Regions from separate parts of the Homo sapiens genome. Here region 2 is linked to region 1. Evidence: chromatin contacts called from ENCODE Hi-C data. All regions are on one chromosome and are shown on one strand. Each heading gives the region's core, a stretch centred on a gene start or an enhancer-like site at or near the end of the contact. The rest is flanking DNA. Distances are from core to core; before and after follow the strand shown.

What was found. Hi-C counts contacts between places; a loop is a spot of excess contacts on that map. Pooled maps may share reads with other maps.
Region 2: a map with no recorded cell type shows a loop between it and region 1 (5-fold over the local background). The contact joins the enhancer-like site here to the promoter of SPRY2 in region 1. A Hi-C loop is called at or near these places in 2 of 37 single-sample maps with no recorded cell type and 1 of 50 pooled maps.

What each region holds. Positions count from the first base shown.
Region 1 is chr13:80,339,547-80,342,877 of GRCh38, reverse strand. SPRY2 (sprouty RTK signaling antagonist 2) reads left to right here and starts at 1,752. Exons shown (of 2, transcript NM_005842.4): 1 at 1,752-2,256. RefSeq lists silencers at 1,335-1,384, 1,615-1,804.
Region 2 is chr13:79,384,143-79,387,473 of GRCh38, reverse strand. The region is part of intron 1 of RBM26 (RNA binding motif protein 26); the gene reads left to right. Among named protein-coding and RNA genes, the nearest start is that of RBM26, 20 kb to the left of the region's middle. Within about 2 kb of position 1,608, at least 4 of the 41 ENCODE cell types and tissues checked have a DNase peak (open chromatin) inside an H3K27ac peak, as active enhancers do.

The DNA.
Region 1 (3,331 bases), core at 503-3,002:
CACCCTCACCTTAGGGGTCGGGGGACGTAGGCCAGCGCCCGGAAATAACGCATGCCACTTCCCTTGCCATCTCTGGTTCCAAATCCCTAGAGAAAGAGGAGAGCCCTAGAGAAACATGGAGAAGTCAGGGTGAGACCGCAGCGAGGCAGAGAGCGCGCTGGGGACATTCTAGAGCAGGAGCTCAGAAGAAGGCAGCTAGTTCCAGGGTAGCTGCAAATGGATTGGGTTAAAGCTGGACGAGTGAAGCACCATGTTTTCCTAACACTGCTTTCAAGAACACCCCGCATGGGGCAAGATCGCAGGTGCTATTCGGGAATTTTGACCGTACAAGCAGGTACTTCCCTGTAAAGTAAAAGCATTCTGTAAGTCGCTCGACAGAATGCAATATTAGGCGTGTGTATGCGCAAGTTTTAATTTTCCACTGGTGCTCCCACGTGAAGGCACATTTCTTAGTAAATGAACGGCAGCTAGGACAGTGCATATGTATGCATTTTCTATCTTTATTTTTTTTTTGTAAATGGGAAAGAATAGTGCACCTTCAACATGGACAACAGAATCTTGAGAAATGTTCTAGGTGGCAAGAAAAGTGGGAAATGAAGGATGACTTTTAGTTAAGGGAAGAAGGAAATCTGCAGTGAGCCAACCCTTCCCTCCCCCCCGCCCCCCCATTTCGGAAGCCCATGCTGTCGCCCTGAGTAATCTTGTTCCTGTCTATTAATGAATTAAGTTAAAAGGCTTAGACTGTAGACTTTAGCTACTGCATGAAGCAAAATAGTAAGGAAGCTCTTCAAAAAGCCTCCATTCATAGATAACCCCCCTTAAAAATGAAATTCTAATAAACGGAAAAACTACAAGTCGACACAATCAAAAGCAAATCCCAGCAAGAGCAGAAGGTACTTGAAACTCGAATCTGCATTCCGTTCCTCCCGTACAAGGCTCGGAGGTGGGGGAGGCGGTTTGTGCTGGTGCCTGGTGTATAATCGGGTTAATCCAGTAGACAAAGAATAAACCAATAGCCCTCCCACCTCACTTCCCGCTCCCCTTCCCCTCCCCCTTCTTCTCCCCCCGCCCCAGCCCCCGTCACCCGCTCCGCAAAGGGGAACAGAAAAGGGGAGAGGTAGACTTGAAATGGATTCTGGATAAAGTCTTAAAACCTGCAACTTGTTTTTCATGCTAACACTGCGTGGCCCAGATTAGTCTTAAATGTTCATTCCCCTTTCCTGGTGGCAAGGAGAAAGTTCCCTAAGTCAGCTCGAGCCTCTGGCTCGTCCTCATTGCCTCTGGGCAAACCTTAAGGTCAGTGTTTCCTTGAAACTAGATAAACTGACCCTGCAGTGCCCAGCCCGGCCCCGCGGGCGCCCCGCGTGACGGCGCTCGGGCGGCAGGACCGGCCTGGGGACGCGCGGGGCGGCGCGGTTGCCCTTTTGAATGCCTCCTGCGGCTCGGAGCGCTGGCGGGCGCTGGAGTGTGAGTGAATGTAGCCCCGCGGAGCCAATGAGCTGGGACCGGATGCGATATATCCTCTGGGACAACAACTGCTCTGTTCCGCCTCGGATCCACATGACGCCATTTACTGCTGCCGCGGCCGCCGCAGAGCTCCCTGCCTCCTCCGGAAAGGCGAGGGCGCAGGCCAACGGCGAGCCCCCCCCGGGCGGGCCCCAGACCCTCCTCCTCCTCCTCCTCCTCCTCTTCCTCCTCCTCCGCACCCACCGCCCCCGCCTCGGCCTCGCTGCCTCGCCTCCACAACGCCCAGTCTGCACCGCCGAGAGCTGCGCGCCGCAGCGCTAGCGGAGGAGAGGGGCCGGCGGAGCGCGCAGCGCCCAGGCCCCCGCGCCCGCCCGGCCCGGCCCGGCCCGCGCCCCCGCGCCGCCTCCGCTACGACGCGGCCCCGGCCGCACCACTTGGCGATCTGGCTTTAGGTTCTCCGTAAGGCCGTTTTCTTTTCCCATTCGCTCATCTGCCAGGAAAAGGGACTTGCCGTTGGCGCTTCGGCCTCTTGTTCATTGAGAAAAAAGAGGAAATACTCCGCGTGCGCTTGTAGAAGGGGAGTCGTCTCCAGCTCCGAACCCCGGAGTGTTCATCAGCGGGGAATCTGGCTCCGAATTCTCTTTTTTTCTCCCGCCGATTGCTCGGAAGTTGGTCTAAAGCAGAGGTTGGAAAGAAAGGAAAAAAGTTTGCATCGAGACTGGATTTATTTGCACATCGCAGAAAGAAGAGAATCCAAGGGAGAGGGGTTGGTGCAAAGCCGCGATCACGGTGAGGCACGTTTGGCTCTTCCCCTCCTGGCGCCGCGGCCGGCGCGTTGTGGGCAACATGGAGTAGGTGCAGCCGGACCAGGAGTTGGGTCCGTCTCTCCCCGAGCCTCCCTTTCTCAAATCCCGCAGGGTCTTCGCGAGGATCCGGGGCGCTCCCCGCGGACCTGCCTCGCCCGGGGCTTGGGCTCGGCCTGCCTCTGCGGGGACTTCTGTATGCACCCCGTGCAGTGTCCCCGACAGGCGACCCCGCGCGCCCGCGCTCTAGGGGGTTGGGACGGAGGACAGCTAGCCTGAAGTCTGCTCCCAGCCGTGCACTGGCCGCGAATTCGGCGCTGAGAGCGGGAGAGGGAGAGAAAAACACTTTGTATTTTCCAGGTTGCCTTTGCAGGCGCCCGCATTTCTAACCTGTTCTTCCTCTTGGTGGAAGGCAAAGTCCAGGGAGAGGCTGTCCCTAGGCGGGGCGCTGGTGGGGCTGGGGGACACAGGTTGCCCGCCTCGGGGGCAGGAGACTTCCAGGGTGAGAAAAAGGCAGGGTGCCGGGTGGAGGGAGTGCCCGCCTCTGCTCCGTGTGGACAGTCTAGCCCGGAGCGGGTGGGAGCGTCGCCCTGCCTGGCGCCGGGTCTCTGCGGTTCGGAAGTGCAGCTCTCTCTCTTCCGTTCTTCGTGGTCAGCCTGGGTCACACTTATTTTATTTTTGGAAGCTCGGGCTGACCCAGCGCAGGAAGAAAGTCATCAAGCGGTCGCGATCATTTTCCATTACCTGAAAGTAGGTGGCAAAATAGGCAATTTTTTATTTCCTTTTGTTGTTGTTGTTGCTGTGTTTTAATTTGGATTCTTGTGTGTTTTTTACAAAGCAGTTTCTGTGTCCGTTTGCCCCACCCTAGAGCTGAAGTTCTTTTCCCCTAATCCTCAGTCTGATCACACACTGTTCTTAATGGGGGTTTCAAAGCACTTTCAAAGGGGAGGGGGGACTGGGAAAGAGAAGAGGGGCGGAGGTAGGGAGTCCAGCTTTGAAGAAGGAGGCCAGGGATCGGATCGGCAGAAATCACTTAAAAAATAAAAACAAAAAAGCCCCCT
Region 2 (3,331 bases), core at 359-2,858, 960 kb after region 1:
TCTGAAAATTGTTTTTTGGAGTACAGTTCAGTGCTTTTCTTCAATACCAGACTGCTTCATGGAAAGGCTAACAATTTGGCTTGGGACAAAGTAGGTTTGAAAGGTAATATAGGACTTAAAATATAGCAACCAGAATTTAACTAAAGTATATTTTTAGGGGTGATTATAGGCATTTTTTTTTATCATAGTTCATTATTTAGTAATCCCTTAACGATTGTTAGGGTGCTTGGCAGGTTAATAAAGTGTGTCTTATTTGTAATTATATTTATTTGTAATTATTTCTAGTTTGGCAAGTCAGCTGTTAGATGAAAAAACTGAAGCTTAGTTTGCTTAGTCTTAAGATTCATGACCGGAAAAGTGTCCATAATAATTTCTCATTTTTAAAGATAAATTTTGGCATGACTGTGGTAACCGTATCAGAAAATTTTGGTAGCAATGTTAGAGAAAGACTTAGAAGTGAATCTCTAACATATATAACCACACAGCATTAGCCAGACCTTTTAAAGAAATATGAGAAAAAGGTTAAAGGCTTAATCGACTCAGCCAAATTTATCCAACAGGATGATAGAACTAGGTTTTTTGTATTTCTAGTTTTAGTGCTATTTCTTTTGGATAATTTTGCCTTTTTGGTTTTAAAAGAAAATGTTCACTAGCCTCTGCTCTCTCATTTTAGTAACCAGAGGGATGGGTTACCTGAGATCTGTTGTTAACTAGACAGAATGTGAGTAATGGAGTGGGGGTGGCCTCTAGAACCAGTCTTTTCTCAGATAACTCAATTCTTCCTCAACTATGAATAGGAATTAAAAAAAAAAAAACCCTAAATATGAAGGTTAGTCATGGGTTACCATATTGCAGATACACCTTTTTTTTTTTTTTTTTTTTAAAGAGAGAGTTCTGTGGCTTGATGTATAACCATAATTATAACCACAACTATCTGGGCTTAATTTGTCATTTGGGCTGCTGCTGTTTGCACTGAACAGTACAAACTTTTACTTTGGTTTTGTTATCTGACTATTGGGTCTTTGACACTTAATGGGCACTTCTTTTTTTTTTTTTATTTAATTTAGAAGTTATGTAACTTCTAAAGCTATGGTTCTCAAGTGTGATATCAGGATTCCTGGAATTTCCTGAGAGCCTTTCATGGTGTCTATGAGGTCCTTGTTTTTCCAACTATGTATCTGTGTCAGGTCAGGTTTTCTTCATGTACTTCAACCAGTATAACATGTCATAACAGACTGAATGTAAAAACAGATGTAAGAATCGGCCTGTCTTCTATTAAGCCAAACAAAGGTATTTGCAAAAAGTGTAAAACTTGGTCACTCTTCTCAGAAAATTTGTATTTTATTTTGGAAAAATAGTTTTTGTGTTTTTTTTTTTAATTTTAAAAATATGGTATTTAATTTCAGGTGAGGCTATTTATCATAGAGCTCTGCCTATCCCTGACCTGCAGTGGGGATATGACCTAAATGGGGAAGATGAGTCATTTTCAGAGGCCAGTACGGATGCTGGGGGAGAGAAGAGTAGCCTCCTTTTTCTGGTTTCACTAGCTGTTAGAATAATGTAAGCTGGGAACTGCTTGGGGGCCATCATTTTTGCCACACATAGAGAGCATTTCTGAAAGTGAAAAATGCAGAATAGAGAGTCCTGGTGATATGATTTGAACTCCTGGATTCAGAAAAAAAGCCAGCCCCACATATGGGCTTCCTGTTTGTTTGCACATAAATTCTTCTTCTGATTACTCAAACAAATATAGAGAGTTTTTATGCTAGTTTTAATGGATTTATTATATCAAACTAAACTAAATTTTTTCTCAATTTTAATTCTTGATAAATATTGATATAACTCTTTTAAATAAAAAGCTGTTTGGAGTGGTTCCTATTTTTAAAGCATAGAGGGCTCCTGATACCAAAAAGTTTGAGAACCACTGTTCTAAAAGTAAGATGGAATCATGCTATTTCTTGGAATGATGTGGGGGAATAAAAGAACTGGCCAATAGTTTTCAGTGTTATAATTACATGTATTGTGATACATTTTGCAGTGATGAAGAAGTATTAATAGATTGTGTGATGCTCAAGGATGGATCATATTTAGATATGCTTATATTTTGATTTTATTTTGTAGAATGAACTGGGTGTATAATAACTCTTAATGAGTAGTCTTTGCTGTAACTAATTACTGTATATAAGTAATCTATTTTTGCTTTCTTGTTTGAATTAAGTGAAGCATGTAATAAACTACAATTAAAATTTTCAATGTATGTATTATGCTTGCTGCAATGAAATTTGGATTTTTAAAAGAGTAATTCTAAGTACAGAATATAAAATCATGACTTTGATGCAAATTAGATATTTTTCCTGAATATAAAATGAAAATTTGGAAAGAACAGACGTGGGTGCATATCCGTGTTCTAAAGTTACTCAGTTAACATATTTAAATTTAATTTTTAATTCCCACTACCACCTCCAGCTTCTTTTCAAGATTACTGAACATGGAAGCTTGGGTTAAATTCCGTGAGTTATATTCTACTGAATTTCTAAAGTCTCCAAGAAACTCGTGCAAAACAAACTTTTTGAAATATTGTATTGGAGTATTATAGCTTTCTTTACGGTCTCATTACTGTTTTGAAAATCTGAAAAACTAAAACACACTATGGGTGTGTTGGGGGATTAGTACAACCTTTATTTCCAGAGGTGATTTGTTTCTTGTTAAGAATATTTAGTTTTTAAAGATATTTTATTATAACATTTGATTTTCTGTATTAATTTGGCTTCTGTAACTTTAGTGTGTGTACTTCCCTCTCCACCCCAGATATAGTTGGAAGAGAATGACCTTCTTAGATGGTCACTTCTATGCTTTTAAAGGGTATGCATGAAGCTGGAAGTCTCCAACTGAACTGTTTTTAAAAACAAAGATGCCAGCTGGGCACTATTGCTCTCACCTGTAAATCCCAACACTTTGGGAGGCCGAGGAAGAAGGATCACTTGAGGCCAGGAGTTCGAAACCAGCCTGGTCAACAGAGCAAGACCCTATTTGTACACCCAAACAAAAATTAGCCAGGTGTAGTTGTGTGCACCTGTAGTCCTAGCTACTGGGGAGGCAGCGGTGGGAGGATCTCTTGGCAGGAGTTCAAGGTTTCAATGAACCATGATTGCACCACCGCCCTCCAGCCTGGGTAACAGCAAGACTTTGTCTCTAAAAAAATGAAATGAAAAGAAAAAAAAAAAAAAAACTTTATTAGCTGTATCCTTAACACAGTATATTCAGGAATTGACAAAGTTTTATTTTTATGCCTTTAAAATCATTGATGTGAATGACTTCATAGTGATTTGGA